Regions from separate parts of the Homo sapiens genome. Here region 2 is linked to region 1. A link is an interaction called in ENCODE POLR2A ChIA-PET data of the cell type or tissue named here. Cell type or tissue: OCI-LY7. All regions are shown on one strand. Each heading gives the region's core, and the rest is flanking DNA. Links, peaks and the distances in the headings are about the cores only.

Region 1 (15,950 bases), core at 3,221-11,220:
AACCCAAGCTCCTCCCATTCCTGTGCCTGGAAAGCCCTCAGATTTGCATCAGAAACTTTGGAGAAGGTTTCCTTTGGTTCACATGGCAAACTGAAAAGTGGCTGTGCTAAAGGGTACACTCATCCCACCAATCTGTAGATATGGCTTTAATTAATTTGCCCCAAGATTTATGGGAAGAGAGGAAGGAGACAGTTTTTTTGTTTTTCTGTTTTTTGCTTTTTTTTTTTTTTTGAGACAGAGCCTCACTCTGTGGCCCAGGCTGGAATGCAGTGGCGCGATCTCAGCTCACTGCAACCGCCACCTCCCAGGTTCAAGCAATTCTCCTGCCTCAGCCTCCCAAGTATCTAGGATTACAGAAGCCTAGCGCCATGCCTGGCTAATTTTCATATTTTTAGTAGAGTCAGGGTTTCACCATGTTGGCCAGGCTGGTCTTGAACTCCTGACCTCAGGAGATCCACCCGCTTGGCCTCCTGGAGTGCTGGGATTACAGGTGTGAGTCACCACACCTGGCCTGAAAAGGACAGTTTTATGTGTCACCATGACTTCCCATTTAAAATCAATATAAAAACTGTAGCATCTCTGCTGGTTAATCATTAAATAAAAGAAGCATTACTGGTATAGCAATATTGGTATGATGCATTTTTAAATCACACGCTGCAGATAACTGATTAAGTGCTGTCATTGCTCTAACAATGCAATGTACAAAAGGATAGCCAGGACACTTCGCAGGGCCTCAAGAGCCTCCACCTGTATTTCTTCCTCATTCCTCCCAAGTTTACTTGTCGCAGGTAGAAAAAACAAGAGGCGGCTGAGGGCGGTGGCTCACGCCTGTAATCCCAGCACTTTGGGAGGCCGAGGCAGACAGATCACCTGAGGTCAAGAGTTCAAGACCAGCCTGGCCAACATGGCGAAATCCCGTCTCTGCTAAAAATACAAATATTAGCCAGTTGTGGTGGCTCACGCCCGTAATCCCAGTTACTTGGGAGGCAGAGGCAGGAGAATCACTTGAACCCGGGAGGTGGAGGTGGCAGTGAGCCGAGATCACGCCATTGCACTCCAGCCTGGGCAACAAGAGTGAAACCCCATCTCAAAAAGAAAAAAAGAAAAAGAAAAAACAAGAGACAACCACCTAAATAACCCAATGGAATAGGAGGGTGTGGGGTCAGGGCCATTAAGCCTGAACTGCCCCACCTGCCTAAGATAATTGCATTTGAAGGGATCCTTGAAATGGTTAAACACACAAATTTTGGAGAAGAATTTAAGTGATTTCCAACCTGGAACTCTGTAATCCCAGCTACAGGCAGGAGAATCGCTTGAACCCGAGAGGCGGAGGATGCAGTGAGCCAAGATCGCGCCACTGCACTCCAGCCTAGGCGACAAAGCGAGACTCCGTCTAAAAAAAATAAAAAAATAAGCCGGCCGGGCGCCATGACTCACGCCTGTAATCCCAGCATTTTGGGAGGCTGAGGCGGGCTGATCACGAGGTCAGGAGTTGGAGACCAGCCTGGATAACATGGTGAAACCCCTTCTCTACTCAAAATACAAAAATCAGCCGGGCGTGGTGGCAGGCGCCTGTAATCCCAGCTACTCGGGAGGCTGAGGCTGGAGAATCACTTGAACCCGGGAGGCAGAGGTTGCAGTGAGCTGAGATTGCGCCACTGCACTCCAGCCTGGGTGACAGAACAAGACTCTGTCTCAAAAAAAAAAAAAAAAAAAAAAAAAAAGCTAAAGAGAAGCCGGAAGTGCTTCCTCTGAATGAAAAGGTGAAAGTTCTCAGCTTAAAAGAAGAGGAAACCATCGTATTTTGAGGTTGCTAAGATCTGCAGTAAGAAGGAATCTTGTATCCCTGAGATCGTGAAGAAAGAAAAAGAAATTCATGCTAGTTTCGTTGTTGCATCTCAAACTGCAAAGCTCACAACAGTGTGTGATAAGTGCTTAGTTAAGGAAAAAAAAAACATTGAAATGTGTGGGTGGAGGTCATAAACAGAACTGTGTTCCGCTTGATGGCGATCAGGTTCAGTGCTATGGGCAGTTTCAGGCTCTGAACTTATCCCCTGTGGATAAGGGAGCGGGAGGGCTACTGTCATCCCTTTTCAGGAATCAGTTGCAGAAGAGATGTCTCTAGAACTCCTCCCACCAAGGTGAAGCTCCACCAAAAGCACCAAGAACCATAATACTGGTATGTCTGATCTGGTTTTGTTTTTGTTTTTGTTTTAGAGACAGAATCTCACCTGTGACCCAGGCTGGAGTGCAGTAGCTCACTGCAGCCTAAAACTCCTGGGCTCAAGAGACCCTTCCAGATCTCTTGGGACCGTAGGGTCCCAAGTAGGACCACAGGCATGCACCACCACACCCGGCTAATTTTTTATATTTTTTGTAGAGACAGGGTCTTGCTTTTGTTACCCAGGCTGTGATCTGTTTATTAAAATATGTCACTAGAGGTTAGAGCTACATCTCCTACTATTCTGCCTAGTAAGCATAATTAAGTAAAATATTCACTAAGTATAATTAAGTAAGTATTCATTTAGTGAAATAACTGAGTAGGAATCTAAGAACTAGGTTCCAGCCTAATCTATACCCAATGTGTAAGATATTACATGGGATCTGATCCTTAGCAAATGTCTTTATATTGATCCACAGTAGATCAACAGAATATATTTTTTAAAGACCTGTTCAAAGTTTTAGACAACTAGGGCCAGGCGTGGTGGCTCATGCCTGTAATCCCAGCACTTTGGGGGGCCGAGTTGGGTGGATCACAAGGTCAGGAGTTTGAGACCAGCCTGACCAATATGGTGAAACCTCGTCTCTACTAAAAATACAAAAAAAATTAGCCGGGCGTGGTGGCACATGCCGGTAATCCCAGCTACTCAAGAGGCTGAGGCAGGAGAATTGCTTGAACCCAGGAGGCGGAAGTTGCGGTGAGCCGAGATCATGCCACTGCACTCCAGCCTGGGCGACAGAGGGAGACTCCGTCTCAAAAAAAAAAACAACAAAAAAACACAAAACTAGATCATACAAAGTTAAAATATAACTTTCTTGAGAGTCATGATTATATTTAGCAACTTAAATCATTGCCACTGAAAAGCTTGGCTTCAGTTTTAAGCAACTAATCTAAAAGCTATGGCACAGAGCTTGCAAGGTGTGGGCTCTAAAGGGTTACATTACATAGCTAAATCATATAGTTGCTTGGCTGCCTTTATGCTAGACATCAAGTCAGGCAACTGGAATTCAACTCCTGGCAACCCCATTTACTACTTAGCTCTTGGACAAGTCACTTAATCTCCTTGCATTTCATCTGTAAAATAAAAATGATAATACATTCCTGCCTCATTCCACCACTAATGTAGGTGGAATAACATAAGTATGCAATAACTCTAAGACTCTAAGGCTCTGTGAAAATGTTAGTTATTTTTAACGTAAACTACAATAATGGTCAAAATGGCCAATATTGGCCAAAGCCACACAGGATCCTTCCCAATCCCTTGAAATCACCTTCTGATAACATTGTATATTATTATATTTTATATATTTCTAGTAGATGGACACCCACCTTCCACCCTCAAGTACACCCCAGCGCCTGTTGTTCACCACCTAGTGTCCATGTGTTCTTGATGTGTAGCTCTGACTTATAACTGAGAACATGCAGTATTTAATTTTCTGTTCCTGTATTAGTTTGCTTAAAATAACGATCTTGTTCTTTTTTTTTTTTTGAGATGGAGTCTGGCTCCATTGCCCAGGCTGGAGTGCAGTGGCACGATCTCGGCTCACTGCAAGCTCTGCCTCCCAGGTTCACGCCATTCTCCTGCCTTAGCCTCCAGAGTAGCTGGGACTGCAGGCGCCCATCACCACGCCCGGCTAATTTTTTTTTTTGTATTTTTAGTAGAGACGGGGTTTCACTGTGTTAGCCAGGATGGTCTCTATCTCCTGACCTCGTGATCCACCTGCCTCAGCCTCCCAAAGTGCTGGGATTACAGGCGTGAGTCACCGTGCCCAGCCAATCTTGTTCTTTTTTATTGGCTGCATAGTATTCCATGGTATATATGTAACCACATTTTCTATCTTTTTTTTTTTTTTTTGGAGACAGAGTCTCGCTCTGTTGCCCAGGCCTGGGCGACAAGAGTGAAATATGTCTCAAAAAAAAAAAATTAGCCAGGCATGGTGGAACATGCCTGTAGTTGCAGCTACTAGGGAGGCTGAGGCACAAGAATCATCTGAACCCAGAAGGCAGAAGTTGCAGTGAGCCGAGATGGTGCCACTATACTCCAGCCTGGGCAATAGAGCGAGACTCTGTCTCAAAAAAAAAAAAAAAAAAAATAGAAAATGTGATTACATATATACCATGGAATACTATGCAGCCATAAAAAAGAACAAGATCATGTCTTTCACAGCAACATGGATAGAGCCAGGGCCATTATCCTAAGCAAACTAATGCAGGAACAGAATATTAAATACTGCATGTTCTCAGTTATAAGTGGGAGCTACGCACAAGAATACATGGACACTGGGAGGTGAACAACAGGTGCGCTAGGGCATACTTGAGGGTGGAAGGTGGGAGCAGAGAGGGGATCAGAAAAAATACCTATTGGGTACTATGTTCATTGCCTGGGGACAAAATTTTCTGTACACCAAACCCCTGTGACACACAATTTACCTATTTAACAAACCTGCACATGTACCATAAACCTAAAATAAAAGTTAAAAAAATGGGAGAAAGAGAGAGAAAAGAATCTGGTAAAGCTTTCTTTTTCTTTTTTTTTTTTGAGAAGGAGTTTCGCTCGTCGGCCAGGCTGGAGTGCAATGGCACCATCTCAGCTCACTGCAACCTCTGCCTCCTGGGTTCAAGCAATTCTCCCACCTCAGCCTCCTGAGTAGCTGGGATTACAGGCGCCTGCCACCACCATGCCCAGCTAATTTTTTTTTGTATTTTTAGTAGAGACGGGGTTTTGCCATGTTGGCCAGGCTGGTCTCAAACTCCTGCCCTCAGCCTCCCAAAGTGCTGGGATTACAGGCGTGAGCCACTGCACCTGGCCTCTAGGTGTATATACTTCGGTAAATAAATATTGATATTCATATGCATTAAAATCCTTGGAAGAATAAAAAAGAAACTTGTTTTAGGAAGGGAATGCTGGGTAGATGGGGGACAAGTGTAGAAAGAAACTTCACTCTGTAATTTTCTCTTAGTTTTTTTAGACATAGGAATGAATTACACATTCAAACATTTTTAAAAATAAACAATTTGGCTGGGCGCGGTGGCTCACGCCTGTAATCCCAGGATTCTGGGAGGTCGAGGTGGGTGGATCACCTGATGTTAGGAGTTTGAGACCAGCCTGACTAACATGGTGAAACCCTGTCTCTACTAAAAATACAAAAAAAATTAGCCAGGCATGGTGGCGCATGCCTATAACCCCTGCTACTTGGGAGGCTGAGGTAGGAGAATCAGTTGAACCTGGGAGGTGGAGGTTGCAATGAGCCGAGATCGCGCCACTGCACTCCAGCCTGGGCAACAAGAGTGAAACTCCGTCTCAAAAAAAAAAAAAAAAAAAAAAAAAAAAAAAAAAATAATAATAATAATAATTTAAATATGAAATGAAAGTAACTCTCTTCTAAAATTCTTATAGTGTGGTTTCTTGGTGGCCACCAAAACCCTTGTCACAACTAGCTCTGGGAGTTGAAGATGTATAGGAAGATAAGTGGTTTATTTTGCTATTTAATCAACTTTAAGTCTCTAACAAGTATACTTTGATTTAATGAAAATGGCAACTCAGCAAAGGATTTAGGGCTGTAATTCAGGATGAAACAAACAGGTTGTGATGAGGAAACTCCCCTGCCTGAGGGGTGTCCTGAGAGGGTCAGAGGCTCCAGTCTAGTGAGATAGGAAAGGAAATGCATTTGCCAAAACGGAATTTAAATTTTTTTTTAACTCTTATTTTAGATACAGGGGATACATGTAGATTTGTTACATGGGTATATTGTGTGATGCTGAGGATTGGGATACGGATGATCCCATCACCCAAGTAGTGAGCATAATTTTTCAAACCTTGTCCCCTTTCCTGCCTGCATCCAAAATAGAAATTTGAAAATAATTCTCCACACACTGCAGTGGATGTTGGCAAGGGAACACCATTGTTTCCTACTTAACCCTTGCTGGATGTGTTTAAGAGTTCTTACCAGATTGCTGGCAGCAAAAACACTAATGTATTCATTCATTTACTTAGATCAATACAGTCCGATTCTTTGCCAAAACCCCTGTGTTACTGCTTGTCCTGTCTCTCGAACAGGGTGTTCTGGTCAAATCAAGAGGAGATCAAATGTCTAGGCCTTCACTTTCAGCAGCTGGAACTGAGTTGAAAAAGAGAGACTGCCCTCTGAAGCGAAATCACAAAACAAAGGTGAAAGGAGAAGGCCATCAACAAAAGAAAAAGAGAAGCTGAATTTATTATCTTTTTGTTTTTCTCCCTGAGGCAATGGAAACAGATAGCAGAGGCGTGGCTCTCCAGGCGACTTCTGTGCTTGCCTGGTCAGCACATACAGGGCATTCTTCCTAGCTTCCAGCCTGCTCTGCAGAGTCCTCCCCTCCTTCCTTCCTCCCAACCTCCCTCCCTTGCTCTCTTCCTTAACTCTTGGCTTCATTCTGGGTTTTTTTGTTTGTTTGTTCTAAATTCTGTTTGCTCTTCGTTCTGTTTTTTCGTTTGTCCTAAAAGTCAGGTTTATTAAAATATAACTTACATAGAGTGAAATTCACCCTCTTTAGGTGTACAGTTCTATAGTTTTATAACCACCCAGATATAGAGCATTTGCATCAAGACATAGACCATTTCCAACTGGGTATGGTGGCACACACCTGTAGTCCCAGCTACTCGGGAGCCTGAGGTGGGAGGATGGCTTGAGCCCAGGAGTTTGAGGCCGCAGTAAGCTACGATCATGCCACTGCACTCCAGCCTGGGCAACACAGTGAGGCCTCATCTCTCAAAAAAAAAAAAATTTATAATAAAAATAAAATATAACAAATTAAACTTAGCTACAAATAGTTTCGAAACTGCTCTCTGGGAAACAGTTCTCCACCTTTGACATTTAATTTTATAATAAAAAAACATTTCCATCACCCCTCAAAATTCCCTGTGCCTCTTTGCAGTCAGTTTCAACAGATGGTCTCTGTTCAAAGTCATCTCTGCTGCTTATTGATTTTGTGCTGTGGACAAATGACTTGGCTTCCCTGTGCCTCCGTTTCTATATTTTTTAAGTGGGGATAATGATACAAACTAGTTCATGGGGCTGTTGTGAGGAGTAAACACTCAAAAATGACTTGTCATCATCATTATTGTGTGCATAGTTGGTGCTCTATAAACAACAGTTTGTCATGTGGGCAGGCACATGCTGAAACATTGGTCTGTTGCATACTTGCTTCATGTTCAAGAGTCTGGCACCAGCATACAGTTGGTTTTCTCTAATTCATAGGATTTTATGATCCCAGAACTGATGGGTACAAGAAATTAACTAGTCCAGTCCCCTGCCTTCCATGACAGGATAAAATATTGTTGTTCTCATCTTAAAGAGTAGCTCACTGGGCCGTCAAAGGCAAATCTGTTCACCTAAGGGGTAGAAAATGGAAGATTTAATGGAAAATGAGAAAGATCAGGCAAGGGATACATTGCTCAAGGTAATCATAACAGCTAAGAAATGCTAAAGGAGGAACAGATTTCAGATTTCCTGCTTCCAAATCTAGAGCTCTTTTGACTACATTGTAGCATTAATAGATGTATCCTTTCTAGATCTTTGGTTGTAGTTAGTGACAGTAACTGTAACATTGAGCAAAGACTAACATTAATAGATGTATCTTCTCTAGATCTTTGGTTGTAGTTAGGGACAGGAACTGTAGCATTGAGCAAAGACTAAATTAACATTAATAGATGTATCTTCTCTAGATCTTTGGTTGTAGTTAGTGACAGTAACTGTAACATTGAGCAAAGACTAATATTAATAGATGTATCTTCTCTAGATCTTTGGTTGTAGTTAGTGACAGTAACTGTAGCATGGAGCAAAGACTAAATTAACATTAATAGATGTATCTTCTATAGATCTTTGGTTATAGTTAGTGACAGTAACTGTAGCAAGGAACAAAGACTAAATTAGAAGGGGAAAACTTGCAAGGCCAGTTTGGACAGTTCACTTCTGCAGCAGTTCATTTGCTGTCAGTTTTGTTGTAGTCTTTTTTCCTGCCTTTCCCTAGTAAATATTTCCAGTAGAAAGAGAGAAAATACAGCTTGAGCAACATGGCAAACCCTGTCTCTACTAAATATATAAGAAATTAGCTAGGCACAGTGGCGCACGCCTGTAGTCCCAGCTACTTGGGATACAGAGGTGGGAGAATCACTGAGCCCAGGAGGTCAAGGCTGAAGTGAGCCGAGATCATGCTGTGGCACTCCAGCCTGGGAAACAGATGTGAGATCCAGAAAGAAAAGAAAGAAAGGAAAAAAAAAAGAAAGAAAAGAAGGAGGAAGCAAGGAAGGAATATAAGAAAGAAAGGAAAATAAAAGAAAAGAAAGAAGAGAAAAGGAAAACAAATGCAGGAGGTAGGAAGGAAAGGAGAGGAGCGGAGAGGACAGGAGGGGAGGGGAGGGGAGAGGAGGGGAGGGGAGGGGAGGGGAGGGGAGGGGAGGGGAGGGGAGAGGTGGCCAGTCGTGGTAGCTCACGCCTGTAATCCTATCACTTTGGAAGGCTGAAGCAGGAGGATCCCTCGAGTCCAGGAGTTCAAGACCAGCCTGGGCAACATAGGGAGACCCTGTCTCTATTAAGAAAAAAAGAAAGAGAAAGCATACTTTTTCCTGCTTGAATATCTGTATGAGTAGCTATGGGGCTGTGTTCAGGCCTGGGAATGAGTAGTCTGTCACCCACATACCTGAATCTCTACCTGTGGGGCCAGACACTTTAGGATACCGTAGGATGTATTATCTTCAGGAAAACACCACCTGATCACCCAGACCTAACCCTAAGGCATGCGCGCCTTACCTTTCCTGCCCCCACCAGCCCTAGCACCTGAAAAACAACTTTGAGAGAGTTTTTTCTCTTCAGCCAAGCACCCAATTGCTTCATTAAAGTGCAAACAGACCCTAAAAGAGGTATGACAATAATTGTACTAAGTAACAATGACTCAGTGTTCCTCCAGTCATTCTGATTAAATTTAGGAGAAGATCCCTAACACTTGTTAATTATCCTTTTAACAAAAGATCCCACCCTTCAGCAGGCAAAGGTATTAAACTAGATTTAAGAATACTGTTTTATTTCTGTGGTATTTATTTTAAAGTTACTTTCTATTTGTGGCAAATACTTTTCATTTTACGATGTCATATAAATTTTCCTTTTTTTCTTAATTTTTGAGACAGAGTCTCACTGTGTCGCCCAGGCTGGAGTGCAGTGGTGCGATCTTGGCCCACTGGAGCCTCCACCTCCCGGGTTCCAGCGATTCCCCTGCCTCAGCCTCCCCAGTAGCTGGGATTACAGTTGCACGCCACCACACCCAGCTAATTTTCGTATTTTTAGTAGAGATGGGGTTTCACCATGTTGGCCATGCTGGTCTCGAACTCGTGACCTGAAGTGATCCGCCTGCCTCGGCCTCCCAAAGTGTTGGGATTACAGGCGTGAGCCATCGCGCCGGGCCTGAATTACTCTTTGTCTATTGCAATTCCTCTGTCTTGATGAATCAGCTGTGTCTAGGCAGCAGGCAAGGTGAACCACTTGGGCAGTTACAAGTACAGTATTTAATATTTATCACATTACATTTTCTTTTTCTTTTTTTCTTTTTTTGATATGGAGTCTCATTCTGTCACCCAGGCTGGAGTGCAGTGGCTCGATCTCGGCTCACTGCAACCTCTGCCTCCTGGGTTCAAGCGATTCTCCTGCCTCAGCCTCCTGAGTAGCTAGGATTACAGGCTCACGCCACCACGCCTGGCTAATTTTTGTATTTTTAGTAGAGATGGCTTTTCACCATTTCGGTCAGGCTGGTCTTGAACTCCTGACCTCGTTATCTGCGCACCTTGGCCTCCCAAAGTGCTGGGATTACAGGCGTGAGCCACTGCACCCAGCCTCACGTTACATTTTCATAGCTAGCAGGGTAATGGTGGAGTTATTGGCACTCAGGTCACATTCTAGGGAATGTTTATTGGGCAATCTCAATGGCACCGCAAGCTAAATGACTTCCAGTGTTTCTCGTCTTTGTGCTTTCTTCATTGCAACCTTTGCCCAAGACATCTGTTTCTTCTGGATCACCCTTGTACAGCCACTGATGGAATGATCTTCTGAAAGTGAATCTTCAGTAGACACATTGGCCACACCATCTTTGCCAGCCATCACATTGCCCAGGTCTCCGACATGCCTCTCTTGATCCTTTGGGCCACCGTGTTTTTTGGTTAGAGGATTAAAGTGCAGATCAGCCTTGTTTATTAGCTCCAAACTGATGGACGTGGAATCTATGCTGAACTTTAGTCAATCCTATAATGCGTCCCGATACCACAGCTCGCCCATTTTCCTTCTGTTTAAAGTGGATGGTGCCAGCACGAGGCCTTAGGCCTCCAACATGCACACGGCCCTTGTTGTCATGGCTTTTGTGGGGTATGCTCTGGTCCAGGCTCTGAAGGCTGTGACGGAATTTTGGCTTAACTTAAAAAAAATACTTTATTTATTTATTTATTTATTTAGAGATGGACTTTCACTCTGTTGCCCAGGCTGGAGTGCAGTGGTGTGATCTCAGCTCACTGCAACCTCTGCCTCCTGGGTTCAAGCCATTCTCCTGCCTCAGCTTCCCAAGTAGCTGGGATTACAGGCACCCCCCCTACCACGTCTGGCTAATTTTTTTGTATTTTTAGTAGAGACAATGTTTCACCATGTTGGTCAGGCTGGTTTCAAACTCCTGACCTCAAGTGATTTGCCCACCTTGGCCTCCCAAAGTGCTAGGATTACAGGTGTGAGCCACCGTACCTGGCTAAAAATCAACTTTAAATTATAAAATAATGTAAGCAATTTACAGAAAGTTTGGGAAAGAGAGAAAGAGAAGGAAGGAAGGAAGGAAGGAAAAGAAGGGAAGGAGGGAAGGAATGAGGGAGGGAGAGAGGGAGCGAGGGAAGGATGGAAGAAAGGAAGGGAGGAAGGTTTGTTACATGGGTATATCACGTGATGCTGAAGTCTGGGATACTAAAGGAAGGAAGGAGGGAGGGAAGGAAGGAAGGGAAGGAAGGAAGAAAGGAAGGAAGGAAAGAAAGAAGGAGGGAAAGAAGCAGAGATGGAGGGAAGGAAGAAAGGAGGGAAGGAAGGAAGGAAGGCAGGCAGGAAGGAAGGAAGCCATACACCTTCCATACATTCATATCATCTATGATCCTATTCACATTCGAGGAGAGTTCACTGGGAAGGGTCTTTAAAAGTAAGGCCCCTGGGATATAAGAGGCATGGCAGGTATATCTTATAGGGTAAGAGGGAATAAAACTAGGAGAGAGACATCCTGGAACAGGTCTGCATTGGAAGACGGGAGGAGGAGAGAGAAGTGTAGGAAGGTTGTGATAAGAGGAAAAGAGAGACTGGGGAGGCAGATGAGAGATTGTTAAGGGCACCATTCCCTAAATTAGCCAAACACAGTCATGTCTGGGTGATCCTGGAAGGAATTATTTGAAGAAACATCTGTCATCTAAGTGCCTAATGGCCAGATATGATCTTTCATTTTCAAGGACCAGGGACACTTTCTGGGGAAGATGAGGACTAACCACAATTCATAAGTGGGCAACAGAAATGCTGATTTATGAACTTCCAGTGGAAAACGTAACTCTCAGGTTAAGGCATCATTAGATATCATGCTGCGGTCAATGCCTTCGAAGTCACATCTTAAGCAGAATAATTATTTGTTGGCCTCCTGCAAGAATCCACCCTATACAGGGACCAAAAGTTTTCATAAGTTGCAAATCTCTCCCAATAGATGAAATTAAAATAGAGTTTGAAAGCTCCTCAGTAAATGTAGTATCAGAACACAGAGTTAGAATGTATTGAACATCTATGATGTGGCTAGGCATGGTGGCTCACGTCTGTAATCTCAGCACTTTGGAAGGCTGAGGTGGGTGGATCACCTGAGGTACGGAGTTCAAGACCAGCCTGGCCAACTTAGTGAAACCCCATCTTTACTAAAAATACAAAAATTAACTGGGTGTGGTGGAGCACCCCTATAATCCTAGCTACTCGGGAGTCTGAGGCACGAGAATTGCTTGAACCAGGGAGGCAGAGGTTGCAGTGAGTGGAGATCACACCATTGCACTCCAGCCTGGGCGACAAAGTGAGACTCTGACTCAAAAAAATAAAATAAAATAAAATAAAAAATAATAAAATAATAATATATTGAACATCTACAATGTGTCAGGCATTGTAGAAACTAATTATAATGTGGTAAAAGATGGACAAAGTCAAGTACTTGCAATCTAACCGAAGACAATAAAATAGATGAATAAATAAGACTATTTCAAATTTTCAAATAGACATGACTTCTATAAAAACAGAATGTTGAATAGGACGAGGAGAGAGTCAGAGAAATTGTGTGTATGCTTGTGTGTGTTTTGCGCGCACCTGTGTTATTTCTTTCAATTGGGTGATCAATGAAGGCTTCTTTAAGGAGGTGAAATTTGAGTTAAGACCTGAAGAATCAAAAAGATCCAGAAAAAGGTCTGATGGGTGTGGCAGGAAGCATTCAAAGTACTGGGCAGTGCGGAAGCAGAGGCAGATGGAAGTGAGAGTTTGAGAGGAACTGAGAGAAGGCCTGTGGGTTGGAGGGTAAGAATGCAGGGGAGAGGGAGACTACAGTTAAATGTTTAACGGAAGGCATTCAGCACGACATTAGACTCTTTCAGTTCAAATCCCCACCCAACCACAAACTAGTTGTGTGACCTTGGACAAGCTAGTTAACTTCTTTATGGATCGATTGCTTCATCTGTAAAGGGGTGAAATCAGAGGTAACTACTTCATGGAGCTCCTCTGAAGATGACGTGAGATAGTCTAAGTTAAAGTGCGGAGCTTAGGCATATGGTTGGTCCTGAATAAGCATTAGATGTTGGCATTAATGTGTCCATCTCCACAACAGACTCTTGTCCACTGAGTAGGATTCCCTCCCCGCAGAAACGTACTTGGATGGGTGCTGCCAGTTTAGCGTCTTCGACTACTTAGTCAAACTTGAGACGTGTCAGAGGTCTGCAAACTATAGCTCCCTGGGCAATTCTGTAAACCTTCAAGTTAAGAAAAATGATTACATATGTAAAGGGTTGGAAAAAATCAAAATAAGAATACATGTATTTTCTGCTTTTATTTAAGGTGCAGGGTGTACATGTGCAGGTTTGTTATGTGGGTATATCACGTGATGCTGAAGTTTGGGATACAAATGGTCCCATCACCCAGGTAGTGAGCATAGCACCCAATAGGTAGTTATTCACCCCATGCCCCCCTCCCTCCCCCTTTCTTCTAATAGTCCCCATTGTCTATTGTTCCCATCTTTGAATATGTGTACCTATAAGTGAGAACATGTGGTATTTGGTTTTCTGTTCCTGCATTAATTTGCTTAGGATAATGGTCTCCAGCTACATTCACGTTGCTGCAAAGGACACAGTTTCATTCTTTTTATGGCTGTGTAATATTCCGTGGTGTATATGTATCACACAAAATCAGAATATTTTGTGTGTGTGACACAAGAAAAATTTATGGAACTCAAACTTCAGTGTCTATAAAGTTTTATCAGAACACAGCCACAGCCTTCACTTATGTCTGTGTATGGCTTCTTTCTTGCTCCAACAGCAGAGGTGGGAAGTTTCAGCAAAGATCTCATGACCGACAAAACCTAACGTATTTACCATCCGACGCTTTACAGAGAAAGTTTGCCATCGTAGTTAGGAGGACAGGTTTTTGGAGACAATGGAGTTACCTGGAGCCTGAATTTTCTTCTAAGAAAATGAGTGTAATAACAACGCCCTCAACAGGTTGCTATGCGAATTAAGAACATTTGTCCCGGCCGGGCGCGGTGGCTCACGCCTGTAATCCTAGCACTTTGGAAGGCTGAGGCGGGCGGATCATGAGGTCAGGAGATTGAGACCATCCTGGCTAACACGATGAAACCCTGTCTCTACTAAAAATACAAAAAATTAGCTGGGTGTGGTGGCGGGCACCTGTAGTCCCAGCTACTTGGGAGGCTGAGGCAGGAGAATGGCATGAACCTGGGAGGCGGAGCTTGCAGTGAGCAGAGATCGTACCACTGCACTCCAGCCTGGGCGACAGAGAGACTCCATCTCAAAAAAAACAAAACAAAACAAAACAAAAAAAGAACATTTGTCCCACAATCTGAATTCAACAAATAGTACCCATTGTTTTGTTGTTGTTGTTGTTGCTGTTTGTGTGTTTTTTGAGACAGTCTCTGTTGCCCAGGCTGGCCTGCAGTGCTGTGATCTCAGCTCACTGCAACCTCCACCTCCCCGGTTCAAGCTCAAGTGATTCTCCTGCCTCAGCCTCCTAAGTAGCTGGTATTACAGGCGTGTGCTAACACCCAGCTAACTTTTGTATTTTTAGTAGAGACAGGGTTTTGCCACGTTGGCCAGGCTGGTCTCAAACTCTTGGCCTCAAGTGATTTGCCTGCCTTGGCCTCTCAATGTGCTTGGATTACAGGTGTGAGCCCTCGCACCTGGCGTAGTACCTGTTGTTTTGAAAATGAAGAAGACAGTGATGATGATAATCCTATTTCCCTACCTGACAGTCCACTGTCTGGTTGATAGCTTTCATTTTTATGTAGATTTTTCCTATGGAAATGTTGAGGCTTAGAAAGTGATACCTCAAAATAAGACCTCAAAAGCAGCCTGAAGCAAAAGTTTCTCTCTGACCTTCTCCTGCCCTGCTGTCTCTGGCCCTTCATTCTCCCCTGAGGCCAGCCATAGAAACTAGAATCCCTCTTCCCCAAGGCCATAGAAACCAGAACTTCTTTTCCCCCAAACCAGCCACAAAACCTAAAAATACTACTCTAACTTTCCTCCTGCCCCTTCTGTATAAGAACTGACTATAAAGAAATTATCTGACCCACCTTACATGTTTGTAGGTCATAAGACCCCCATTCCAGAGAGGGTCCTGCCCCACACCCAGAAGGAAGGAATGCTGCTCAGAGAGGCCAAGAGGAATCTAAACAGAAGGGCTTTGCTGGGTTTCCCCGCTCAGCCTGTTAGCTTTAGAGCACGCCCTTTTTCTCCAGTTATATTTCCACAAGGCTGTTGATACTTTGTTGAACCTAACCATAAGAATGAACAGTTTCCCTTGTATCTTTGTGCCTTCATTCTGAAGGGTCTTGTGTCATATAAAAGTATGAAAAAGTAAATTTGTATGCCTTCTCGCCTATTAATCTGCCTTTAAAAAAACAGAGATGGGGGTCTCCCTATGTCGCCCCGGTTGGAGTGTGCTGGCTATTCACAGGCATGATCACAGTGCATTACAGCCTCATACTCCTGGCCCCAAGGGATCCTCCCTCCTCAACCTCCTGAGTAGTTGGGACTACAGGTGCATACCACTGTACCTGGCTGTAATCTGCCTTTTGCCAGTTGATTTTCAGTGAACCTTCAGAGGGTGAAGGGGGAGCTTTCCCTTGCCCTACGGGAACATAATCTTTCCAATCTGGAAGCCAGTCTTTTTTTTCAGCTCACTTTGCATATATGTATGCATACTACTAGCTTAACTCCACAAGGGCAATATTTTCCCTTCACTTATAAGTTCCTTTTTTCATTGTATTCATTTTTCAAGAGTCACTGCCACCCAAGAAGAATCCTCCTGGTGCTAAAAAACCTTTCCAGTTCCATTGTTCATTGTAAATTTCTACAAGGATGGACATATTCTATATTTGCATGTTCTATATATTTCATTTTTCTTTTCTTTTTTTTTTTTTTTGAGATGGAGTTTCACTCTTG
Region 2 (15,950 bases), core at 4,421-12,420, 70 kb after region 1:
TTTTTTTTTTTTTTTTTGAGACAGGTTCTCACTCTGTAGTCCAGGCTGGAAGTGCAGTGGTGGATCTTGGCTCACTGCAACCTCCGCCTCTCAGGCTCAGGTGATCCTCCCACCTCAGCCTCCCAAGTACCTGGGACCACAGGCAAGTGCTATCACACCTGGCTAATTTTTGTGTTTTTTTGTAGAGACAGGGTTTCGCCACGTTGCCCAGGCTGGTCTAAAATTCCTGACCTCAAGTAATCCACCTACTTCGGCCTCCCAAAGTGCTGGGATTACAGGCATGAGCCACTGTGCCCAGACCTAATAATAATCTTTTAGCTAAACAGAAGAGTGACCATGCTCTCCATCTTACAGATAGGGGAAGTGACTGAGAGAACTGACTTGCCTCAGGTTTCCAGAGTAGTAAGTGGCAGAGCATAAATTTGGACCTCTTATTTGTCTTTTCTAACACACTAGGGGTTGTTAATTTGTTTGAAAAATATTTAATGATTTGAGCAAGATTGCACGGCTTCATGCCTCCCTCTAAAATCAAAATGTTCTTTTTCTATAGAAACCAAGAGCAGTATCTACAGTAGAAAGAGCTTTGCTCTCATTTTTTTATTTAAAAAAGTGTTTATTTCAAATAGATTGAATCACTAGGTGATGGGCTGATTCTTTCAAAAAAATTTAATGACCTCCCCATTATACAAACAATAAATGTTTATTGCAGTAACTTTAAAAAAGTTAGAAAGCCACAAAGGGAAAAATAAAAATCACCTATAATTCACCCACCCAGATATAATTGCTATTGACATGTTGATACGTATTCCTCCAATCTTTTTCATACACATGTAAATGTAGTTTAACAGATTGGAAGAAATGTGCTATAAAATGGTTGATAACTTACTTTTTTATTTAATGATACTTCCATGACCATTTTCTAACATTGTTAAATTTTTTCCAAAATATGTTTGATCAGAGCATACTGTCTAACCTATGAATGATACACCTACTGCACATAACCTATTGGTACTTTGAGATTATTACCCATTTTTTTATTATTATAAATAACACTACAGGCTGGGTACGGTGGCTCACACCTGTAATCCCAGCACTTTGGGAGGCTTGAGATGGGCAGATCACTTGAGGTTGGGAGCTTGAGACTGGCCTGGCCAACATGGTGAAACCCCATCTCTACTAAAAATACAAAAATTAGCCAGGCATGGTGGCACACGCCTGTAATTCCAGCTACTCGGGAGGCTGAGGCAGGAGAATCACTTGAACCTGGGAGACAGAGGTTGCAGTGAGCTGAGATTGTACTACTGCACTCCAGCCTGGGCCACAGAGCAAGACTCCATCTCAAAACAAAAAACCAACAAACAAAACAAAGAAAAAAAAAACAACCAAAGAACCACCCTGCAATGACCATCCTTGGTCTTATAAAAACTTAGTGTTGTTTCCACTCAGTGATTTGTCTAGATCTTGCTTGGAGAAAAATAAAAACTGGGTAAAAAACAGAGATAGTTAATAGACATTAGTTTGATTTTTGTCTGTTGGAGAAGGGAAAAGAACAAGGCCACTGATTTCAAATGTCTCTTCTGTAAAGGTCATTTGCTCCCCCGTACTCTTAGTTCTATTTCCGCTAACTTGGCTCTTGCACTATCATCCCTGTAGCCCCAGCTTTCCATCCTGCCACTGCCTTCAGCTGCAATTCTTTGTTTTTGCCCTACTCATCACCTTGGAACCTACCTCCCAGGTCTCACCAGCTGCTGATGGATGTTTTCTGTCTCTGCTCAGTGCCTGAAAACTTATTTCTCAGGGCAGTCGATGAGGGATCCTTATCACAGTATCTGGAGTCATGCCCATAAAGCTCTTTGGCAAATCATTGCACTGTGTTACCTGTGGGTACATCCCCACAACCCGGCTAGTGTTGACCTCGTGGGGAGGGTAATAAGCTTAGGGATTATTCCCAGTATTGTGACTTATGGATTTCTTTCATTTCTTCACTGGACTGAGCTACTATCTCTCCATTCTCTTCTTATTAGGAGCTGTTTGTTAGTTCTAATAACAACTAGAAAAACTGTGGTGATTGTTAGTCCCAAGCTATAATCTGAGGAACAGTTAAGAGAGGTCATAAAATCAAATAAGGTTAGACTGAGTGCCTTTAAAAAAAATCTCAGTTGTTGCAGGGTTCTAAAAATAGTTTCCAATGCCATCCTTCACCTTCACAATTATTTTTGTCTTCAGTTCTAAATGTGAAAGGTACAGAGCAGCAAATTTATACATTAACTTCATAGGAGAACAGAAAGCTCATTAATTCTTAACATTGGTGGGATTTGATGGTTCACCATCATATGCTCTGTTCCGAAATATGTCTGGGTCCACTTTTCTGAGATGATTAAGATGTCCTACTGACAACCTCAGGGCTATTAAAAACACAGTGCCCTTCATATGTGAGATAAGGTTACAGCTCCCACAAGGGAGGGTTTGGGCAACATCAACGTTAATCATCTCATGTTCATTCATTCACAAATTCATTTATTCTAATATTTGAGACTCTCCTATGTGGCAGGCAAAAGAAAAAGCCCTTGATTTCAATATAGATACAACACAATGGAAATATTACAGAGAAAAATAAAGCCAAGTCAAAGAGAGGTGTGTGTGGGGAGGGATGTGAGGAATGATATTTTAGATCTGGTAGTTGGGGAGGCCTCTCTGGGAAGGTGGCATTTAAGTGCAGGGACAAGCCATGCAAATAAACATCTGGAGGTGAGAACAAAGGCCTTGAGATGGAAGTGGCTCCTCTAGAGAACCAGGCAAGAGGTGAGGGCAGCTGAATGTGGTGAGCAAGGAAGAGGATGGGACATGTGAGAGGGGTCAGGGCCAGCTCCAGGAGCCTGTAGGCCATGGAAAGGCATAGGATTTTATTCTCCGTGAAGCAAGTGCCTAGAGGTGGCTCCCAGACACAGGCAAGCTAGTGACCTCAAGGGGGCCTTGGTCCTGCTCCATCTGAAGAGCTGATTCATTAGACTTTTGCAGTCCCTGATCCCAGGAGCTACAACCTTAGATTGCCAGGGAACTGGAAGCATTTAATTAGGGATTCTGGGGAGAAGCTGTGGGTCCTGTGATAAGGTCCCTGTGGCTGCAAGACCCACCCTCCTGGAGGTTTCATGATTCAGATGAGCTGTTCTGGCACTCTGGGTCCACTAGAAGCTGATGGGATTTTTAACAGAATGTTATTCCCACTGTGCCACCAGCAGGTTTTTATGGCCTCATGTGACCATTAACTGTTGCGTGGGGATCATAATTCTAAGAGACCCCCCTGGAGACCATATGGTCTGTATCTATTTTCTTGAATCCTAGAACCATGCTGAGGTTTAGGAGGTTAGGTAACTTAACAAGGGCACATGGTTATTGAGTGATGGCAGGATTTCATCTCTGATCTAATTGGCTGGTGATATGGTTTGGCTCTGTGTTCCCACCAGAATCTCATCTTGAATTGTAATCCCCATAATCCCCCATGTGTTGAGGGTGGGACCTGGTGGGAGGCGATTGGATCATGGGGTTGGTTTCCTCCATGCTGTTCTCATGATAGTAACTTCTCACGAGATCTGATAAGGTTTCATAAGAGGCCCTTCCCCCTTCACTTCCTTCACACGCTCTCGTCTGCTGCCATGTTAAGACATGCCTACTTCCCCTTCTGCCATGATTGTAAGCTTCCTGAGGCCTCCACAGCCATGCAGAACTGTGAGTCAATTAAACCTCTTTTGTTTATAAATTACCCAGTCTTGCGTAGTATCTTTACAGCAGTGTGCAAATGGACTGATACAGCTGGAAAGCTTGTTTTCCCCGTTATGCACCACACTAATATTTCCCAAATACTTCCATTCATTCATCAAAACATTTATTGAACATCTGCTATGTATTCAGTGCTGGGCACACTACAGGGATGCAGAGACAAATGAGACAATTCCTGCCCTCAAGTGTCTTGGAATCAAGTGGGTTGTTTAGAATATACACTCTATCTTCCAGGATGAAGTGAGATTATAACACACAGCCCCACTTTTAGACTTTCTGAATGGAGATTTGTCTTATCCTTATAAAGGAACTTCGCCAGCTGCCAGGCAGGACAATGAGGTACTTGTCCATACCTGTCATTGTGCATCTGCCATTGTCACGCATGAAAATCATCCATTGATCCATCTGTCCTCAGTTACCGTTGGCATGTACTACCATTCTGTGCATTTCACTCACATTTGGATCCTTGTAACTCTCAAAGAGATCACACTGCGATTCAGGACTAAACTGAAAAGTCATCAGTTGCCCATCACACAGGAACAATGCAGCTGAAGGCAGTGGGAATTGCTAAGTCTCTGAGTGCTCACAGAATTGTTAGGGCCAAGCGTAGGCCTGACTCATGAATGGCGGACTATCATTTAGGTGGAGAACAGAAGCTTCAGATAATCAGAAGCTTCCAGATAATTTTTTAGAGATGTGAAACTTCCAGGAATATCTTATTTGGTTGAGACAATAGGAACTACCCATTTAACCACATAGGTAAAACTCCAGTATCTTTTGACGTGCCTCCAAATTATCTTTACAAGTACCTAAGAGATTATTCTCACATCAGAATTCTGATTGTTGCCGTCAGCATACTTCCTATAATTTGTAATTGTCTTTGTCCTTCACCCAAAATGAGGTTATCTTTTCATTTGTTGTTTCCCCAGCACTGGCAAGATGCCTGGAGCTGCGAAGGCCCTCGGTGAATGCTGCAGGATTGCAAGCAAGGGTTGGGGAGAGCAGCATGCTTCTGAGATTCTGTAGACCTAACCATGGCCAAAATGATTTTGAACTGTCTTTAATGTCTGGCAGGAGCTTAATCTCAGAAGCTTCACTCTTATTATTTAAAAAGTGCTACATAGTTGTATAAACATGATACTACTCAGTTTTTAAATACAGAATTACAAACATGTAATGTGTTATCTCAAAAAAAGTTTATTTTTTTTTTTAGATGACGTCTCACTTTGTCACCCAGGCCGGAGGGCGGTGGCGCCATCTCGGCTCATTGCAACCTCTGCCTCCCAGGTTCAAGCAATTCTCTTGCATCAGCCTCCCAAGTAGCTGGGATTACAGGCTCCTGTCACCACGCCCAGCTAATTTTTGTATTTTTAGTAGAGGTGGGGTTTCACCACGTTGGTCAGGCTGGTCTTGAACTCCTGACCTCAGGTGATTCACCTGCCCTGGCCTCCCAAAGTGCTGGGATTACAGGTGTGAGCCACTGTGCCTGGCCAAGTTTATTAGATTTATAGGTATTACTCGGTAATTACTTTTATGACTTGGCAGTTTCTTTTGCTCAATGGCATCACAGAATGAATGAAATAGTATTTGAAGGATTTTCCCTATGTCTCTTCGCTAATCCGTGAGCGGAACATCCTCACTAGATAATGTGGACTTTATAAATAATTTACAATCACATTGATGTCACCATAGACAGACTATTGTCCTGGTTAGAAATGTCACATTGTCCTGGTTAGCCAGGACAATGTGAGTCCCTGTAGCTGTAATTGTGTCTAGAGGGGTGGGTCTGAGGGAGCGCTTTCTGTACTGTCTCCCTGCCTAGTGAGCTCCAATGCCTGGCATCAGCTTTGGACCAGGAAAGCCCATTTGAACTCTGGTGTCAAACTTACCTTGGGCAGGTCATTTATCCTCTCTGGATTTCAACTTTCTCATCTGCAAAACGGGGAAGAGAGCTGCCAATACCTAGACACTGGGAGGAAGGTACCTTGGCGTCTCATGCTTGAGAGGTGCTCTGCATCTGACTTCTTTCTAAAACACCTTCTGGAAACTGCTTTCTAGAACACCTTCTGAGCCAGCAGTGAATCCCTGGTGAGCCTGCTAGTGAGTCTCAGTAATTTGGAAGGTCACTGAGAACACCATGCTATTTAATTCAGATCATGAGAAAAACTGCTATCTCTAGAAAAGTACTCCTTCTCTGGTACAGTTATTTCATCAACCTTTCATTTTTTTCCTTCTATCCAAATTTTATACTTTCATCTACTCTATTCCTACCTCAACTTCTTCAGAAACTTCAAGTCCCACCACAGGTCCTGGGACACAGTCTATTCTCACTTGGATCCTGGGCCAGTGTGGACACTTGGGAGGCTGTTTAATCCCTTGATCTCATTCCATAAAGAAACACATTTAAATCACCTCCCATCAATTTTTTCCCCAATTGAGGTAAATGTAAAATGAGTTGTAAAAAAATATGTAACATTCTTTCTCAAATGTATTCTCCAAACATTAGGAAATAATGCAAAAGAGGCCAAATGAAAGTGTGATATAGTGAATACGGTTGCAGAGAGTCTCGCTTAATTTCACATTCACTTATTCACCTGCAGGCAGCTTTCCTGAGCAGTGCTGTGGTCCACACAGGAAGGTCTTACCGGCCGCAGTCCTAGACAGAAGTTCCCTGTGTGCAGGCCTCCTTGCATTGACTGTACGCTGTGTGTAACATTTAACCTTTAAGACGTATTGGAAGCAAGTTCTACTTTATGTCAATGTCCTGAAAAGGAAAGGAACTAGAAGTAAATCAGGGCTATGCTGGAGTGCTACTTTGGAATCACGAATGTTCAAGATGGAAGGAACCAGGGCACTCCCACAACCCCCTCCTTGTAGAGGAGACCCAGAGTCATGATGTGCCTCACCAGAATCACATGCCAGTTAGTGCCAGAACAGATAATTTTTGTTCTTGAGTGACAACTTATGACTAGACAATTCTCATATTAAAACCATTTTGTAAGTCAAGTGAATTGAAGACATCCAATTTGTCCATTTTTTTGGAGAAATTTGAGTTATCTTATTAAATGCTAGTATTAACTGAGTTTTAACCAAGGATACTTTAGTGAAAATAATGTGTTGGGTAATAAAATTTTAAATCTCATGCCAAATTGATTAACACACATCTTCCTTGCTTAGTTACCTACCTGGTAATAAACCACTCTTAACAGTAAGTGCCTGTTAGGGTAAAGCCCTGTGCTAAAAGCTTTCTTTCATTTCTGCATTCAATTCCAGCAATATTAGCTAAGCATCCGTATCTCTTTTTTATAGTTGAGGAAACTGAGGTTCAGAAAAGAGATAACTTGCTTGTGGTCCCACAGTAGTAAATAGCAAAGCCTTTCTAACAGGTATGCTATGCCACCTCCAAACACACATAGAATTCTTCTAGCATCGACAGAGGTGTCCCATCTGTGCCCTAGGATATGTATCCTTCTATACTCAGTTCTAAAGTAAAGGTGTAATTTAGGTTCTAGCTTGGGGCCATCACAATTTCCCTCTCCCATTGCCCTTAAGAAAGTAGCTTTGTGTGCTTAGGATTTGGATTCTGACTGTTCCCTTGTTAAGATCATGGGGTGACATTTGGCCTTGTTGTTGTTTTTTTGAGACAGAGTCTTGCTCTGTCGCTCAGGCAGGCTGGAGTGCAGTGGCGTGATTTCAGTTCACTGCAACCTCCTCTTCCTGGGTTCAAGTGATTCTCCTGCTTCAGCCTCCCGAGTAGCTGGGATTACAGGTGTGCACCACCATACCCAGCTAATTTTTTGTATTTTTAGTAGAGACGGGGTTTCACCATGTTGGCCAGTCTGGTTTCGAACTCGTGACCTCAAGTGATCCACCTGCCTCGGCCTCCCAAACTGTTGGGATTACAGGCATGAGCCACCACACCCAGCCCTGGCCTTGGTTTTAAAATACACTTAACCCAGTACTCCTAGAGGGCTGGAGCTCTGCAGGAATGGCACAGGCAGCAGGCAGTTGGGACTTGGTCAACCCCTAACCATGTAGCCTTCCTGGAGGACTGAGAGCCACAGCAATTAATAAGGGAGCAGGGTGCTGGGAGCAGTGGCTCACACCTGTAATCCCAGCACTTTGGGAGGCCGAAGCGGGCGGATCACGAGGTCAGGAGATTGAGACCATCCTGGCAAACATGGTGAAACCCTGTGTCTACTAAAAATACAAAAAAAAAAAAAAAAAATTAGCTGGGCGTGGTGGCAGGTGCCTGTAGTCCCAGCTACTCGGGAGGCTGAGGCAGAATAGCGTGAACCCGGGAGGTGGAGCTTGCAGTGAGCCGAGATTGGGCCACTGTACTCCAACCTGGGTGACAGAGTGAGACTCCATCTTAAAAAAAAAAAAAAAAGGGGAGCAGGGAAGGGCACAAGGTTGTTGGAACCTGGTGCTGATGCTTTCCTACAAACAGGCACCTGTTTCACTGGGAACATTGTCAAGGGGAAAGCACACAATTTGCTGAAAAGTGGTAGCTTGGTTAAAACATTGTCAAATTCATCCAAGGGAAACCTGCATCTATGCCCATTATTTGAACAAAGAACACCAGTAGGAATGTGTGGACACAATCATTTAAGAAATATTTGTTTATGAGCCAATGTGGGATTTCAATCCCGACTCATCCCATCAGGGGTCCCGTTTTCAGATTTCAAATGCCATCTCTTTGGTGAGGAGCAATTTTCTGGCAAAGGTCTGAGGTACCCTTTGAACCTGCCCTATCTGACAGAAGACTCCATCAGCTTATAACTGAGACTAATGTGAGTCCTGGTTCTCGTTATCATCATGTTCTGGCTCCTCCCTGGCACTGCTGGTGATGGGAGCAGGACGGCTAGGGCACAGGCCAGTGACAGGAGGCTCTGCTCAGAATGGTTCCTTTACACATAATCACTACTTCCTCTGGGAGCTCTGAACAACATTCTACACATTTCATCAAGGAGAACACCCAGACAAATTCCACTCTCTTCCCACTTGACCTCATTTTTAAAACAAGCAGTTTCACCCACAGATCCACTCGAGTGCAGTGTGTCATCTCCCTCTGGGCCTTCTATGCATTTGCTCATACTGGTTCCTGTATGTGGAATGCTGTCTTCCCAGCACCTTCAGGCTCCAACTACTGAAACCCAGATGGTCTCTGAATGCTCAGATTAAAAGCCAACTCCTTTACAGTGCTTTTCTTACCCACCCTTGCTAGAAGGGTTCTCCCTCCCTGGACTCTCATGGTAGCTGGTTTATACCAGTTTACGGCAGTCACCACAACCATTTTACACAGAAGGCACATGTGTGTATGTTTGATCCCAATTCAGTAGAGGCTCCTGCGAGGGCCGGTTGTTTTCTCACAGATCCCTGTTTGCTCAATACACCTAGCTCAGTCCTCTGTACCAAGCACTCTCCCAGTGAACAAGGTCACATTCTGCAAAGGCCTGGCCAACAGAGTAACATAAATGGGGCAACAGACAGGGTGGTAGGTACTGTTCAGGAGAGTCCTGATTATGTGAGAAAGGGAAGCATTACAACTGGGTCTCTGTCACCACTACATTAGCCATTCACTGGATCCTGCACTGCTTGTTCCTACAATTTCCACCCCAGAAGTCTTCCTTGATCTGATCAAGAGTCGAATCCAGACATCCTCTGCAAGCTATAGCAAAAACTGGCCCAGGAACTTTCTTTTCATGAGCCATAAACATACCGAAGAAAGAGAGAAGATAAGGACTACAAAAATGTCAAGGATAACAAAAGCAGGTTTTAAATCTATGCCTGGAGTAAGAACTAATGGCCAATGAAGCAATGCTGAAGAGCAGAGCAAAAAACTGACAGCAACCACTATTTGGCTCCATCTGCTCCACTGAGGACAATCATTTCCAAATTAAAGAGTGTAAAGAAAAACCTGGTTAGGATTTGAAGTCCAAGAGTGATAAGGGGATAGCAGGAAACACCTGTTTTAAACGAGTTCTCATGAAAGACATGTCAGTCGCTGAAACAACCTGTGGATATGACTGCAGAATTGTTGTCAGAACTCCAGGGAAACAATGAACGAAGTCCAGATACTGATAATCACTGCCCTATTTTCCAAAGTAGATTCTAAAAACTCCAGAATGGTGAACTTAATGTAAAACTCTGGCAAAATCAGGAATAATATAGACGGTGAACATTTGACTCCTAACAATTGCTGATTTCTTTTCAACACTGATTTAACAAAGAAAATGTCACACGAAATAACTTCCTTCCCTTTTTTTGGATAGGATTACTAGAGCAGCCAACCAGGGAAATAACAGTGAAACAATAGCTTACAGCTGAAAGAGACCAGTGGGGTGAGTTGAGATTACAATCCTGAAGTTATCACTTACACTTTACTCTGAGCTAGATGGGGTTCCAAAGGCTTTATATATACAGTATCATTAGTCATCTATTTAATCCTTACAAGGACCCTGTAACATAGAAACTAACATTACTCCTATTTGGCAGAAGAGAAAACTAAGGCAAAGTTTTCTTGCCAAAAGGTCATACAGGTAGGATTTCAACCCAGCCAATGTGGTCTCCAAGTTGTACTTCTCATATTAGTCTACAATGCCCTTCACATGATTAGCAAGGCTGCCAAAAATAGAGGGAGAAATGGGAATCCTCCCTTTTCCATACAAGAAAAAGGACAGCAGAACACATCTGCCCTCTCTCTCGCCTCTTATCCACTCACTTCTCTGACGGGAGGAGGGAAGACTTTGATTGCTGCTTGGGAGGTGCAGCTAAGCACACTTTCTTGGCATGGTAAGGTCATCAGTGTAGAATCTGCCACAAGGGGAGTTTACAATTTAAGGTAGGTAAATTCCAGGACTGATATTTAATATATTTTAATAATCACTTTATCACCAGACCAACCCTCAGAGCAACCACTGGTGTGCTACTGAGCCCTGGTAAGTTAGGTTAATAGAGTTATTAGCAAGGGTTAATTAGAGAGCCACACTGTGGTCTTAGTTTCACCAATCCAGCCTTCTTAGTAAGACACATGCTATTTTGATTCCTACTGGTCTAATTTCCAGTATTTTTTCAATTTGTTCTGAACTTAGAGGGGAAAGACAGGGATATAATTTATTCCCATCAACTCCCCAACAATCCTCTTACACCTTCTGGATAATATCCCAAGTACTAAATGCAGTTTTAGGTGACATTTCTCTGGAGTTCTGACAATTCTGCAGTCACATCCGCAGGTAATTTCAGCAACTAACATGACTTTCATGAGCACTCATTTAAAACGGTATAGGCTTAGTCTTGGCTCTTAGGTGCTTTCTAGTTTAGTACCTAAGAGCCTATACTGGGGACCATATGGTATGAAGTAGATGGAAGGAAGATGGACCATCCATGTCATCTCTCCTGTTGTAGACGTGAATGTACCTGTAAATTCAAAATAAGTAGGGTACGCTGGGAAGGGCCACAATCTGGGACATAAAATGATCTTTGGCAAATAAAATGATTGAGCTTTAGGTCCAAGGGGAGGGGACCTCATTACTCTAGAGTAGAGGTCAGCAAACTATAGGCACAGGCCTTCTGTTTTGTAATTTTTTTTTTTAAAGAGATGGGGTCTCACTCTGTTGCCCAGGCTGGAGTGCAGTCACATGACCCTAGCTCACCGTAACTTCGAACTCATGGGTTCAGGCGATCTTTGGCCTCATCCTCCTGAGTAGCTGGGACTGCTGGTATGTACCACCATGCCCAGTTAATTTTTAAAAATTTTATGTAGAGATGAGGTCTTGCTATGTTTTCCAAGCCTGTAAATAAAGTTTTATTAGAACACAGCCATGCCCATTCATTTACATATTGTCTATGGCTGTTTTTGTGCTCCACGATGGCACAGTCAAGTGGCTGCAACAGGGACTGTATGTCCTGCAAAGCCTGAAATATTTTCCAACTGGTTCTTTCCAGAAAAAAATTTTGCAGAAGACCTATGGTCTAGACCTAGGAAAGTAATTCTAACATTCTCAGGGTAAGGGGAGAGATTGGGGCCAATGGGGAGGAAGGACAAAGGAGCATATTTAGAGCTGGAACCTTTAGTGGGATTACCTGGAGGAGGCAGAGGGGACAGCATTAGGGTGGAACCACCACTATGCCTTATTATGCAGGGTCCTTCCTCATTGAGAACTAAGCAATAATATGGCCTTCCTAACTGAATTATTTATATCCATTTGTGTAAGTTCCTAGACAGTGAATTAAGTGGATTTTTCTCCAGTTCTTCAGAATTGCCAGCACAAAAAATGTAAAATGCAGGCACAGGTAATCAAAAATGTTTTAATGATTACTGTTTAGACATTTAACAATGTAGGTATATCCAGGTGAGCTAAGCACACTTTGACAGCACACTATTGAATGTTATAGTTTCTGTATTGAAATATGTAAAGACATCTGCAAATTAGTACCTAGCAATGAAGACATACATTTATAAATATACACATTCTAGGTTTGATAAGGTAAATGTAAACAGATGCCATGACTCCTTTTCAAACAGAAAACCCACAAGACTAATAGAGAACCAATAGGCTCCCTATAGTACGAATGTGCAAAATTAAAGCATGGTAAACTGATATTTACATAAATATCAAACCAACAATTAGTTTATACATTGTCAATGACCTTCTAAGATATGTCATGAGTGGTTCCAAGAATATCTTTCCCCCAATGGAGAAGGTATTCAGAGGCTAAATTCCGACACTTTAAAATGACACACATCATAGGCTTTACCTGTTTGACCACTGCCTCAAATGTGTGAGATGTGATTTTATGATAAGCAGTCTATTATTTTTAAACAAGAGGTTCTAAACACATCTTTAGATTCTAAGCAGAAAGAAATTACAAGTACTATTAGATTTACATTAAACAAGTTACCTCTATCAAATTTCTCGATTCTCTTATGCTGTAGCTATATTTGATTTTACCTTAAAAAGTTCTAAGGTCCTTTCCCCCCCTTTGTTAATTTTGGTAAACTAGGCACATTTTACAAGGAAATCTGTGTCAAAACAGATAACAGTGCATAAATCAATCCAAATTTAGACCCTGGCAACCAGTTCCCCATTGCTCATCTACGGGACTCTGTCAAACGGTAAATAGGCAATCATCTCTCTTGAAAAGTATACATCCTCTCTCGCACTGGTGGAAAGCAAAATTGACTTTTTGTTTGCTGTATAAAAACACTTAGCACTTCAGAAATTAAAAATGGCCTACTCACCCTACACCCTTCCTAAAATCTCGAGGACAAAGAATATATATTTAAGTTTCATCACGACTGCTGTAGAGCCCCCCCCTTTTTACATTAATAGTGGCACTCAAAATAAAAAAATAAGATCTGTTAAAAAGTTAAACTGACTGTTCCACTAGATTTGAGCCTGCTTGATTCAAAGCCAATAGTACAAAACTGAAGGTGCCGTGTCTGATTTCACATCAACAAGTCACTGGAAATTATGTCACATTAGTTTCATAAATCATGGTCTTTGATTTTTTCTAAACAGAGCTATTACAAATTAATACAAACTTGAAACATACCCTAATTTAAACTAATAAGCTTTGGGCCCTGCTTTTTAAATTTTAAGGCATGTGTGTTTCTCTACCATAACAACATTGTACAAATTTACATTTACAATCACATGCATGATCTACAGTTAAAAAAAAAAGTTTGGATTACAGTGTTTTTAAATTGTGAATCACAATTCAGCACCTATCATGTTATAACTAATAAGGCAACAGCAGTGTTGTATACTATAATAATACTCCCTTTCCACAGTCTAGCGCAGGGGTCAGAGAGCCCAGAAATGTTAGAAATCTTATCCCTACTTATATAATCTGTATACGTTTTCTAGGGGTTTTGAATTGATGAAAGAAGTCCTACATGAATCACACTATTGTAGGCCAGACTAGTTACAGCAGCTGTTAACGAGCATTGGGGCACAACTCATATTGTGCTTACAATCAGATGACGTGGTTTGGAGGGTTTCAATTCTTTGACTTCAATCCTTCCGCAGCTTCCTTGGCTTCACATTGTTTTCCAGGGGTGAAAAGCTGTTGGTGTGTCCATTCACAGCAGCCATGGACCCATTCTGGTGGTCCTTCAGGTGGTCTTTCCTTCGGGAGGCCCCTTTCTTGTTGTAGGTCTAAAATGTGTAAGGGCAGATGAGAACCAAATGACCACAGTTTTCTTTATAGGGAACTTTACTGAGAATTGCATCCCTAACACTAGGCCTAGTTTCAAGATCAAATCTTATCAAGGAGAAACTCCTGAGGTCAAGTCCTCATTGACTAAATCTTTTGTCACTGGTTTCAATCATTCTTCCTTTTTTTTTTTGAGGCTTAGCCTGAGGTAAGTTAACTGAATCACAGGCTGCAACAGAAATACTATTTAAAATGTCACATAGAAAATTCAATTTACACTTTGCTTTGCCTTTTAGTATCTGGATGGCAGATGACAGGGGTTATGTGGCCAAATTGGTCTTTCCCACCTGGCAGCAGCTCTCTTGACACCCACATCCCTTGTTCGTCTTCAAAAGTTCCTCACTGCCTCGGCGACTATCTCAGCCTTCATGAACAAAGTGCTATGCTGCTATAAGTAGTTAGAATAAATGTGATTTCAGCTTCATCGGGTCCTATCCTTTCACCTTCCTTGTAGCTGGTGTATGTCCCACAGTGCAGCCATAAACTATGAAGCCCAGAAGTATATGACTTCCACTGAAACTCAACATGCCACACACAGGTGCTTGTGGGCACAGAAGAAGAAAGGACAAATGTCTGAGCCTCGGGACTTGCAGCCTCTGCCCTTGCTCCTGACCTCCGTGTTTTGCCCAGATCAGCAGGCCTTATGGCTACCAGGCACTGGCAACAAAGGCAGGACACATGTCATCTGGGGGGTGACGCATGGCAGGAGAATCAGCAGTGGCTGCAACGTGGTCAGGCTCCACTGGAAATTATCTGCCCTAAATGGATCTTTCTGTGAGCAAAGACCTACATCACCACATCATATGCTTAGGAATGAACCGAATCCTCACACCTGAAGACTGAATGTATAAGAAAGCTGGGACAAAAAAGCAGATCTCCATATCTGAGGACTGTGATAAAAATCTCTTCTGAAATTTCATTTGGCCATGACGTTCAGGGTAGTGAACTGAGAGATTTCTGATTGAAATCACCTCTCACGTCTCTGCTGCAGGTCAGAGGGAAGCAACATAGGGTCCTGCTGCACAGTTTTCCATTTCCCAGGGGAATCCCAAGACTTCCTCACCCAGGCTCTAGAACAGGATTCTAGTGTCTTCCAGTGAGCTGTGAGCCCCCCAGAGGCAGGGGCTGCTCTTGTCATAGTGACTCCATTAGAGGCCAGAGCCTGTCACCCAGCAAGGGCTCCACATGCCCATTAAGTAAATAGATGAGGGCCTTTGTTGGTAAAGGCCCCAGATTCCAAGTCCCAGAGAAGGGTGAGATTTACCTGAATGTAGAAGTTTGTGAAGAGAGCAATCAGGGAAATCATGTATCCAATCTGGAAATACAACCAACCAAGAGGGAATGTGCACGGCCAGATGACCCCGCAGCTGGTCTGGATGATTGTCAGCACAAACTGAAGCTAGGGGAACAGAGGGGATGCAGCTGAACAGGGACAGTGCATGGACGAGGCCCCACACCAGGCAGACTTTTTAACCAGCATCACCTAAATTTCTGAATTAACACTTACTACCCTTGCTGCAGGTACAGCAGTCACTTCATGAACACAACACATACACTATACTTATCCTAAACTCTAGGTGTGTTTGTCTTATATATATTCTTCCTCTGCCCTCCAAGCTATTTAAACTACCTTCTCCAAATTTCAAGGATACACTATAGAGACATCCAAGACTTTTTGTTTTTATTTTTTGAGAAGGAAGAGCAAGTGTGTATGTTGAAAGGGCACTGATAACATCACTGCAGGATGTGCCACCTGGCTGGACATCCTTCCAACTCCTTATCCATGGACGCTTCTGGTTTGGTGAAGGCTGATGAGTAGATTTAAACCTTTACTGGCAAACAACACTAAGTGCATTGATTAATTTTGATGAATAAACCTTGAAACGCATGTGAACTGGTTAGAGAAATGGTGGAAAGATGTTTTAAAAAGGGCTAGGCTCAGGCCGGGCGTG

What was found. Peaks named below come from ENCODE experiments on the same cell type or tissue, not always from the same donor. Only the 100,000 strongest peaks of a DNase experiment are listed, where the experiment ranks them.
Region 2: POLR2A ChIA-PET joins it to region 1 with 12 read pairs; 5 of 35 experiments call an interaction of 5 or more read pairs at or near these places.

Annotation. Positions count from the first base shown.
Region 1 is chr6:53,186,567-53,202,516 of GRCh38, forward strand. It overlaps the pseudogene SOD1P1. Among named protein-coding and RNA genes, the nearest start is that of GCM1, 46 kb to the left of the region's middle. In OCI-LY7, for the core only: no CTCF peak of the experiment used is centred there; no DNase peak of the experiment used is centred there.
Region 2 is chr6:53,255,331-53,271,280 of GRCh38, forward strand. ELOVL5 (ELOVL fatty acid elongase 5) reads right to left here. Exons shown (of 8, transcript NM_021814.5): 7 at 15,263-15,397; 8 at 12,074-13,940. The coding sequence ends at 13,797. LOC124901332 (a long non-coding RNA gene) reads right to left here and starts at 7,473. Exons shown (of 4, transcript XR_007059612.1): 1 at 6,372-7,473. In OCI-LY7, for the core only: no CTCF peak of the experiment used is centred there; no DNase peak of the experiment used is centred there.